Regions from separate parts of the Homo sapiens genome. Here region 1 is linked to region 2. Evidence: read pairs that join two places in POLR2A ChIA-PET (ENCODE). Cell type or tissue: PC-9. All regions are shown on one strand. Links, peaks and the distances in the headings refer to the core of each region. The heading gives the core; the rest is flanking DNA.

Evidence for each region. ChIA-PET counts read pairs that join two places held together with the same protein. Peaks named below come from ENCODE experiments on the same cell type or tissue, not always from the same donor. Only the 100,000 strongest peaks of a DNase experiment are listed, where the experiment ranks them.
Region 1: POLR2A ChIA-PET joins it to region 2 with 6 read pairs; 2 of 35 experiments call an interaction of 5 or more read pairs at or near these places.

Annotation. Positions count from the first base shown.
Region 1 is chr5:56,575,867-56,581,250 of GRCh38, reverse strand. The region is part of intron 1 of C5orf67 (chromosome 5 putative open reading frame 67); the gene reads left to right. Among named protein-coding and RNA genes, the nearest start is that of C5orf67, 28 kb to the left of the region's middle. In PC-9, for the core only: no CTCF peak of the experiment used is centred there; no DNase peak of the experiment used is centred there.
Region 2 is chr5:56,514,593-56,519,976 of GRCh38, reverse strand. All of the region lies in intron 4 of C5orf67 (chromosome 5 putative open reading frame 67), which reads left to right. Among named protein-coding and RNA genes, the nearest start is that of LINC01948, 36 kb to the right of the region's middle. RefSeq lists an enhancer at 4,826-5,326. In PC-9, for the core only: no CTCF peak of the experiment used is centred there; a DNase peak (open chromatin) is centred at 2,776.

The sequences.
Region 1 (5,384 bases), core at 273-5,272, 61 kb before region 2:
TGGGTCAATTGAGTCCTCAAGATCTGTTTTATTGCCTTGTCTTTAAGCAGTCCAAAAAACCGATGAACGTATCTTCACATCAGAAGCCTTGACTTTACTGAAGTTATTATCAATTTCTTGTGTGGGTCTAGAAACAACACTGCACACTCCTTGTTTCTACTCTGCAGGCTAGTTTCCTGGGGTTGGCTTTCAGTTCCCCCAGGCTTCTTGGCAATGCCTCTTCTTGTTCAGAGATTGACTTAGCCACTGAAGTTCTAGGTTTCTAGCAAGCAAGCTGGACAGAGAATCTTTGTGGAATATTACCTCTCCAGCTGATTTCCTCCTGCCTGTCTTCCTTGTTCCCACTCTGTGTTTTCTATTTTCTTGTTTTTCTCTGCTTCTACCCTCTCCTTCTTCTTCCCCTCTAGACATCAATTAAGCATTTGTAGGAGCTAAGGAAGACCCAAAGATAGACAAGACAAAGTTCCTGCCATTGAGATGCTCAATATAAAGTTTTATAACAGATAGTTTTATACAGTTTTATAACACATAATGATCAGATAGAATGCTTTCACCATGTGGGTGTCATTGTGCATGCCCTGTTTCTTGTTTCTAAATCCTATGAACAACCATGCCCTGTCAGACTTCAAGGGTTCCTCAAATCTCCATCTTTGTCTTTTCCTCTTCTTACTCTACATGTTCTGTCTCGGAGGCATTATTCCATCAATTACTATAGCCTTCACTACATCCTAGTATCTCCTAAGTCTCCCTGTCAACCCAGATTCCACCCTTCTCTGCCTCAGGTCCATAAAGTCCGTACCCAGCTCAGTAATTGAGACACAGGGGACAGACATCAGCGTGGCCAAAGGAATGCAAGAAGGTGGTAAAGAGAAATGCCCTTTCAATGAGTTTCATATGGATTTCCAGCAATATAGCTTGAGGAATTCAGATGCTGTATACCTCGGTTGGCTTACAAGTACAATGATTAGTGAATAAACTTAGATTTGGACTTTAGGACAAGTATTTCTTGACAAATATTTGTCAAGAAAGTTTTCTTTCTTACCTTGGTCCTCACAGGTAAACCTTGGGAAGAGTGAAGCTCTTTTATTCTGGAGCCCAAAGATGGCAGGATTGCTTGGCTTTGGCCGTGACCATGGCTATTGGATGAAAGGTTGCAGTGGCTCCCACTCTATAATCCAGAAGGGAAAGTTAATGGGTATCACCTCCTCTTTTGTTTCACTCTTGCCAACTTGCCTGGAAAGACAAGTAACTTCTGGCTTTCTTTGCTTTGTGGGACATAGCTTTCTGAGCTGGAGAAGGCACTACTTCTTAAATGATACACTTAAGAATCCCTAGTGCCAAAGGCATTCATATATTTGGAAACTATTACTTGAAGTCTGACTTGTAGACAGAATACTGTAACTTGATTTTTACCCTCAATATTCAGTTTCTACAAAACAAATATCAAGGCTTCAGTAATGATCTTTCACATTTTTCTAAATGTAATATCTCAACCAGCATAGCCATCTCAGCTTTATTGTAATCATTTTTAAGGTAATATACAAAACCCACCTTTAAAATGACTAATCTCTTGTGGTGGAATAATAGATGATCATATTTTCTTCTGTGTTTTCTGAACTCTTCAATTAATTTATAGCAATTTATTAATGGAAAAATTGACAAAGTGGTTTTTAAAAAATAAAAAGGGATCATTCAAAGAATAATGGCACAATACACAGTATGCACTCATCTGCAAAAGGAATGAGAACAACGCAATGAGATTCAGTGGGTTTCTCTTATTTTTTATTTTATTTCACAAAAAGGTCTTGTTATTAAAAATGACTACTGTCTCCTTCAAAGGACAAGCTTGAGAGACAAGTTTGGGAGGCTTGTCACTTGTTTTTGTAATCCTCCATCACTTGTCACAGTTTTTTTTAAAAAATCACACTTTTGAACTGGTATTTTGCAATTGCCTCAGTGATGGCCAATCATCTTTGTTAAGGGGGGGTTTTGATTTTGATTGTAAGCTAGGCCAACATCTTTCTTAATTAAAGACAGTGTAATTATAAAATAATGAGTTTCATTTTATCTGTTATTGTGTTACGTGCAGCTGTGAACTAGCTCTAGGGGCAATTGCAAAAGAGGAGTTTTTGTTGGATTAAGTACCTTCCTAGGTATTATTTTAAAGGAAATGATATTCACTTAAGGTTGGTATGTGTTTTTAATCACTTTTAAAATAAACTCTTGAGTATTCTATGTACATTTGTTTAAGATTTTATTTTGTAACTCGATCAAAACAATTTTTTGTGTGTTTGCCCCTGAAAGCCTTAAATAGCAAAGTACCTAATTATAAAAATGGCATAAGTAAATAATTTTTAAAAAGTTGTTGGTATTTCTTGGTGTAAGGTTATAAACATTTAAGGTAAGCGAGGATATCAGCTTTCTTAGAAGTTGAGGATAACGAGACAGGGAACAAGGAACAGTAGAATGGGATTCATGCAAGTTGTATACATAACATGGCTTCTCTGCATTGGAGCCTGGAATTGCTGCAAAAAAACATGGGCTGTTGCATCTTTAGAAACAATGAATACAATCTTTGGTGAACACCAATGAGATGTGATTGTGCCTTTAGCACCTGGGTCTAATTCTCTTTTGTAGAATAGAAAACGTGGAAAATATTTAGGAGAATTTCTCTGAAGACTGTGCTACCAGATGCCCTCAGCTAGCACAGACCCTGAAAATACATTAAGCCCCCTACCTACCCCAATGTTCCCATGTGCGTGAGAAACCTGTTTTCCTAACCTTCCTCCCTTACTACAAAGCTGGCTCTGACACCGCCCTCAGTTAGTCAACTACCCTACATCAGTCCTTTAGTACTCCACAGAGAAGAAATGATTCCCATCAAATTATCTCAACTCCTTTGAAGGTGATTTGTCAGCGTTTTGTCTGTCAAGGTGAGCCTCCTACCCAGCCCCCACCACACATTCTGTCAAGCAAGTCCATGAAAAAAAGGACAAGGGATTAAGCCAAGGTAAGGCTCTCCCACCTACCCACTCATGCTCATGTCCCTGTGTGAGGCACCTACCCCCGAATTTCTAGTTGAACCAGGAGTTTGGTTGTATGGTTGGGAGTTAGCTCCTCCTATGTTCCACTCAGGATCTCAGGCGGCCATCCCTGAGCCAATTATGGGGCAGATATGCTCTAGGGATAAAGTGGTTGTCCCCCATCTGTGGCTCCACAAATCCAACTCCATTCTGTGAAGTATATGGTGGATGCTTTCCAAGCTGTTAAGTGAATTATTTAGTAATCTCAACAAAGAAGGATTAGAGGATATACTTCTCCAAACAGGACACAGTAGAATGTTGAAGGTTTTCTGGTGGGGGTTCAGCAGAAGTGGAGTAAGCGTTTCTATATGATTAGAAAAAGGAATTTCTAATACTATTTTGACTTTTTCAATGTTTATTGAGATACAATTTTTATATTATACAGTGCAGAAATTTTAAGTGTACAGCTTAAATACGTTTTACATATTTATATATTCATGTGACCATCACCTAGATCCAGACCTAAAACATTTCCATCATTGCTGAAAGTTAGCTCATGACCTTCTCCAGTCAATAACACCCCACTTTCCTAGCCCAGGGTAACATTTATTCTTACTTCTATCTCCGATACTAGTTTTGCCTATTCTTGAAATTCAAATATAATTTAAAAGTTGTCCTCTATAGTGGTTGATTTGATTTCTTTTAGTCAAAGTATTTTAAAAAAATTTTATCCATGTTGTTATTGCCCAGAGTTCATTTCTTTTTATTGCTGTATAGTATTCCACAAATGGTAGGTAGTTCCATTGTATATACTACAATTTGCTTATCCATTCTCCTATTGATAAACATTTGTGCTATTTCTACCTTTTTGCTATTATAAATATAGTTTTCATGAGCACTGTTATACAAGTCTTTTGTGGGCATATGTATTCATGTATCATGATTATAAACCTAACAGTAGAATTGCCAGGTCAAGGAGTTGATGATGTTTATTTAACTTACTCAATTAGAAATCAACAGACATGTTTCCAAAATAATTGCAACATTCTCATTCCCACCAGCAATGTATGTGATTTCCACTTACTTCACATCCTTGACGATACTTGATATTGTCTTTTTTCCCTGACCATTCTGATGTGTGTATTATGATATCTCGTTGTGGTTTTAATGTGCATTACAATGATGACTAATAATGTCGAGCATTTTTTATACCTTTGTTGGCTATTTATATACTAATTTTTGTGAAGTGCTCATTTGGGCATTTTACCCATATTTAAGTTGGGTTGCTTGTCTTTTTATTATTAATTTAAAAAATATATTCCTGATACGTATCATGGAGAACTTAAACTACTTAATTTCAGATATCATTGGAATAATATGATAGATTTCAGATAGAAATGTGATCAATATAATAGAATAGATAAACCTTTGTTAGATATTTTATTGCACATGTTTTCTTAGTCAATGGCCTATCTTTTCACTTAGTATCTTTTGATAAGGAGAACTTATGAATTTAAGTACTATTTATCAATTTTTCTTTTGTAATTAATGTTTTAGTGTCTAAGAACTCTGCCTGTTCCAAGTTAGTGAAGATATTTTCATGTTTTCTTTTAGAAGTTTTATTGTTTTAGCTTTCATGTTTATGTCTATCTCAAATTAATTTTTGATGTGATGTGAAAAATAAGTCAAGTTTCATTGTTTTCCATTTGAATAGCCAGCTGTTCTCACAATCATTTATTTAGGTTAGTGCAAAAGTAATTGCAATTTTTGCCATTACTTTCAATCACAAAAACCACAATTACTTTTGCACCAGCCTAATATAAAGACCTTCCTTTCCTCATTGATTTTTATTAGTGACTTTGTTGAAAATCAGTATCTGTATACAGTCATGCATCACTGGACAGGGATAGGTCCTGAGAAATGTATTGTTAGGTGATTTCATCCTTGTGCGAACATCATAGAGTGTACTTACACAAACCTAGCCTACCACACACCTAGGCTATATGGAACAGCCTATTGCTCCTAGGCCACAAACCTGTACAGCATGGTACTCTACTGAATACTGTAGGCAATTATAACACAATAGTAAATATTTGTGTATCTAAACATAGAAAATGTATAATAAAAATACAGTATAAAGGTAAAAAATGGCACACTTGTACAGGGCACTTACAGGAATGGAGCTTGCAGAACTGAAAGTTGCTGTGAGTGAGTCAGTGAGTGAGTGGTGAGTGAATGTGAAGGCCCAGCTCATTACTGTACATTATTATAGACTTTATAAAAACTGTACACTTAGGCTACACTAAATTTCTTTAAAAATTTTTCCATCAATACTAAATTAACTTTAGCTTACTGTAACTT
Region 2 (5,384 bases), core at 234-5,233:
CTGAAAGTGTGGTGTATTTGGGGTGGGGCCAGCGATGGGGTATGTCTGCAACAGAAGAAGCACATGGCAGAGACTGAGCAGGCAGGAGAGGGGCTGGACAGAAAGGGAGTGGAAATGCGGCTCTCACCTGGAGGCAATGGGAAGAAGCAGAAGAGTGACAGCATCCAATGTGGGTTTCAGAAGGTTGAGATTGGCAGCAGGGTGATGGCTGGACTCTCAGTGAGGGGTGTGGATGCTGGAGAAGAGGAAACCCCTTAAGAGGCTAGTCCAGAGAAATCTTTCAAACGTGTGGCTAATACCCACTGAGTCCCCAACTTTAAATGCATAAAGCTTCCCCATGGCCTTTGGGATGAAGTAGAAGCTCCTAAGCAAACCCCACAAGCCCCTTCATGACAGTCCTGATGCCTTTCCAGCCACCTCTCCCAGAGCTTCCAGCCCACTAAGCCGCCCATGGTTCTTTGAATGTTTGCTGTTTTCTTTGCTGACAGTGGCTTTCTCAGGTTTGGCAAACTTACTCTCAAGCTTCAAATTTCAGGTCAAATGTTCTCCCATGCGAGAAGTCTTTCCCTATTATCTGGCAGGGATTGACCCTGCCACCCCACACAGCTCTTCAAACATGCCTTTATGAAAATGGATTTCATCTCATTTTATAATGGCTCCCCTTCTTGTCTGTTCCTGAGCTTCTGGAGGGCAATGAGTATGTCTGGTTCATCTTTAATTCCCATTATTTAGCTTTGTACTTGGTGTATAAAAGATGCTTCATAACCAGAACCCTCTTCCCCAGCATTCATGGGGCTGGGAGAAAGACTGAAAGTAGTCACAGCTTACCCCTGTTCTCCCTCTGCCTGACACCCCAGCTCCATCTAGAACCACAAGAAATTCTGCACACATGTGCATATGAACTATCTGACTCCTCCGTCCAGCCTCTGTCCCTCCCCGCTGCAAACAGCCACCTGTTGCCACTTTCAAGCCTACAGGCATGCACTCCAGCAATGGAGAATACACGTGGGGGCATGGATCTGTGGGAGAGTCCCACGTCAGCCCTGGAAGCAGGCTCAGGCCATTTGGACAGGGAATCCACAGTTCTAGGTATGGAAACATGGCCTGGAATTGGGGTGTGTGGGCCCATGGTGGCAATGTCCTGTAGGTCCTATGGACTTCTTGACTTGTGGTTAGCGGTGTAACCAGAGAAAGGACAGAGCCAAGCCCTCCACAGTGTGGAGCACAGATCACTCAGCTTTAAACGCTGTTTATTATGCTATAAAATATGTGAAACAGTGAAGATCTGAGATGAAATATTAAGGTGGGAGAAGTAGGGCTACTTTGAGAGAATACACTATTTAAGAGGATGATACCACAATCCCTAGTGACCAGTGGCTGAGTTGAGAAAAAGAGAGAGACAGAGAGAGGGAGAGAGAGAGAGAGAGGGAGAGAGAGCGGCGGAGGAGGTGGGGTGGGGGTGCGGAATTGAAGATCACTGCAGGCTCTGTTGGTGGGAAGAATGTATTGTATTATTAGCTCAGAAGGGAGGAACATGTGTGAGGGTGAATTCAGTATTAGACAAGATAAAACATTTAGGGAGAAACGTTCCGTAGTTGGATATGCAGCATTCAGAGTCCAGGACAGAGGCTGAGGTTAGAAATAAGGATTTGGTAGGCTTTAAGCACACAGGTGACCTTTGAAATTACAGATGTGGCCAAATCGCCCAAGGAGAGAGTGTAGAGTAGAAAGAGGCTGACAAAGGGAGCTACTGAACAGCTGACAAAGGGAGTCCATGAAGAACACTGAAGGGAAGCAGCCAGGGAGATATATGGGAATCCAGTGCAGAGGGGGCGATGGAGGCTATTGGAGCCAGACAACAACTTCATCAAGGCAAAAGAAAATCACATTGCCAGTCACCAGGTCACATATAGGAAAGGCTGAAGAGTGTCATGGGATTTTAATAAAGAGGAGGTTGCTGGTGACCTTCTTGAGAACAATTTCAGGGAGTGATGGCAGCTGAGAAAAGCCATGCTGTATCGAGGAGTAAGTGGAAGGCGAAGATGAGACAGTGTCCAGTTAGCTCCTCAAGAAGTTGGGATATGGAAAAAACAAACAAACAAACAAACAAAACCAGCCACAACTTGAGGATGACACAATTTAGGAATGGTTATTATGTTTCCTGGTTGTGTTTCTTTTTAATATGGGAGAGCCTAGAGCATTTACATGTGGCGAGGGGAAAGAGATGAATAAGAAGGGAAAGTCAAAGATGCAGGAAATAGATGGAAACTCAGTGGAGTAAGGTTCCTGGTACAGATGGGGTTTCCTGGGGAGCAGATGAGAATTCTTGGGCAGGAGGTTTATCAGGCAGTGCTCTGGGAATCAACGCCTGGGTAAGAAGGGAAGAAAGGAGGGTGGGGTGAAGGGAGCAGTGGGGCTATGATGCAGCCACAATGAAGGTCTCAGCCAAGTTCATGGGGAGCTCTGAAGCTGAGGCAGCCCTTGGGTTTACCCAGAGTTGGGGCCAGGGGCCCAGCCTTTCTAGCCCCACATCAGACAGTCATTGGAGCTTTGCTGCCCTGGGAAGGGAGTGTGACCTGGGGCAAGGGGACTCTGCTCAGTCAAAGCACTCCCTAAGGACAGCTGGCAGCTGAGGGCCTCTGCCACAGCCAGGCTTCCAGCAGCTGAAGCCACAAATTCTCACGTTTGGAAGGGGACTCCAGGCTGCAAATCTGCATCAGTCAAGTTTTAACCAGTAAAACCACATCAGAAGGAGACAGATATTAACAGATTTATTGCACAGAATTGGTTTACCTGATTATGGGGACTGGATAGGCAAGTCTGAAATCAATAGGGCAGGCTGTCAGAAAAGACAGACTTCAACTCTTGGACACGGGCCAAAGTTGCTCTGCACAGTCAGAATTTCTTCATCAGGAAGCCTCAGTTCTGCTCTGAAGGCCATTCAGTGGAGTGAACCAGGCCCCCAGATAATCTGGAACAATCTCCCTTACTTAAAGTCAGCTTTAAAGCCTCAACATCCATGTCTTCCTCGTCCATGTTTTTCTTCAGGAGCAGGGGAAATGTTTCATTGCCTTTACACGCTCTCTTTCCAATCTTCCCAACTTCCCCATCTCCACCTGTCGGGGCTCCCTGGACTTCCCTCACCCCACTCCCTACCCCCTCTCTCTGCCACTACCCATCACGCACCTCAACTAGCCAGGACAGAGAGCCCTCCACTAAACCGCTGTCTCTACAACTCCAGCTCCACTTCCTTCTGCCCTCAGCCCACCCTCAGAGCTGAGTGGAGGTGAGACAGGAGGTGTAGAGCTGTGGGCTGGCCTCCACCCAGAGTCCCAGATGGCTGCCCCTCTGTGAGGATTCAGCTTCCACTGGAGCCTCATGAGGAGCACAGCATTGTCACTTCTGGCGCAATGAAGAGCCTATCGAGTATCTGTTTCAGACTTCAGTTTAAGAGGATTAAAATTTGTCAAATGCGATCTGCTGTAGGCTGTCATTTGGAGTATAAATAAGGTCACTGTAGAGCAAAGCTTGTGTTATTTAATCACAGAGTGTGAGACTCACCTATTTTGCTTCTTTTAGATCAGAAAGTAGGCCTCCGGTAATGCACAATGAAGAAGAAAGTGCCCCCTCAACCCTCAAAATAATTCAAATGGCAAGCAAGGCAGATTGTAAATGACTTAGTTACTTTGGGCAGTTTTCCAAGATCAAAGGTAAAACTGCTGGGATGCCAAACTCTTAAATGTCATCATCTTCATAAGCAACTTCCCATACAGATGATTATTCTGCATGTAGAAGCAAGTTTGCATCATACGTGCTATTACTGGCATAAACCTATTTTTGGCAGTTTAATGAAATCTGTCCCTTTCTCCCTCCCCATAACCCATTTCCTGACTCTTCCTCCATCTAAGAGAAACCCACCCAAGCCCAGAGCATACAGAAAAGGAATCAGGCAAAATTAGCTCTAATGGATTAGGATCAGGACTTGAGAAGCAAAGTATAAAACCTAATCTTGGTCATCTCTGGCTTGTTCTTGGTTTCAAAACAATGTCTCCTTAGAAAGCCAAGTTCCCCAGAGCGGTGGAGGAGTTTAATTTTTCTCCCTACCTTGGATTTTCCTCGAGTCACGTATTAACAGGACTTCAAAACTCCTCTTTTAACAGCTGAATTATCACAGGTATAATTTGAAAAGAACCAGTAGGATGAAACAAGTCAGGAATCTGGAGGTTAGGTGGGAAGAGAAAAAACATAAAGTTAGTATGGTTTTGATCACTTTGTTTCTTTGAACATGTGCTTTCGTCTACAACTATTTTTTGCTTAGAGTAATTATGTTTTTTTTTTTTTTCAATTAAAGTACAAGTTCAGCTACCTTGTTTTTCTATCATCCCCTTCATCTCTCTTTCCCCATTTTTTGAAGATGAGTTCTGGGGTAGATAAAATATAAGATAAACACAGAATTTGAAAACGTGATGGTTCCCTGTTTAACCTGCCAATTTGGCAGTGCTTGAAGTTAATGTGGACAGCCGTGTCAAGGGCACCAACACAGCTAGCAGCTTCTCTCTAGCAGCCTACTCTGGAGGAGAAGCATGTGAAGGCTGGGCCTCCAAAGCACAAGCCCTAGAGGCCGGAGGTGGTGGCAAAGGGATCCGTCTAATTCCAGTACAGACCACTGAGTCAAACACTTGCACAAAGAGGATGATCTCCGGGAACCATCGGTGCTACTGAAGCCGGGAACAAGTGGGCCAGAAAGCCTCATCCTGCCAGAGCAGTCAGCTTAATGACTTAATTACACCCCAGCCTACACTGCTCTGCCTCCAAATCTAGGCTACTTAAAAGGGCTCAGCAGGGAGGTGCTCCGGCCTGGGGTGGCCAGAACGCTGCTCTGGCCACAGGCAAAGTGGAATCTAGAGGCAAGTGCCACCCCTGCTTCTGCTCTGTCCGGCTGTGTGACCTGGAGTAGGTTCTGGACCCACTCTGGGCCTAGTTTCCCCCAGTGAAACGGGCTGCTCTGACGATAAATAAAATAATGCATGTACAGTGCCTCTCTCGATGCCATTCCTCTTCCTCTGTCATGCTGTCCTCCAAAATGGTTCTGGGTTTTGTGGGGCCTGGAGACAGAAGAATATTCCAGGGACCATGGAGGAGAACATCACTGTAGAAAGACAGGCAAAGAGCAGGGAATGCCAACTCTCACATCCTACCACAGGCCCCAAACACAACTCATAATTATGCTCAGATAGTGTCTCCGTTCACTTGTGTTGCTGTAAAGGAATACCGGAGGCTGGGGAATTTATAAAGAAAAGAGGCTAATTGGCTCATGGTTCTGCAGGGTGCACAAAAAGCATGGCACCAGCACCCGCTTTTGGTGAAGGCCTCAGGCTGCTTCC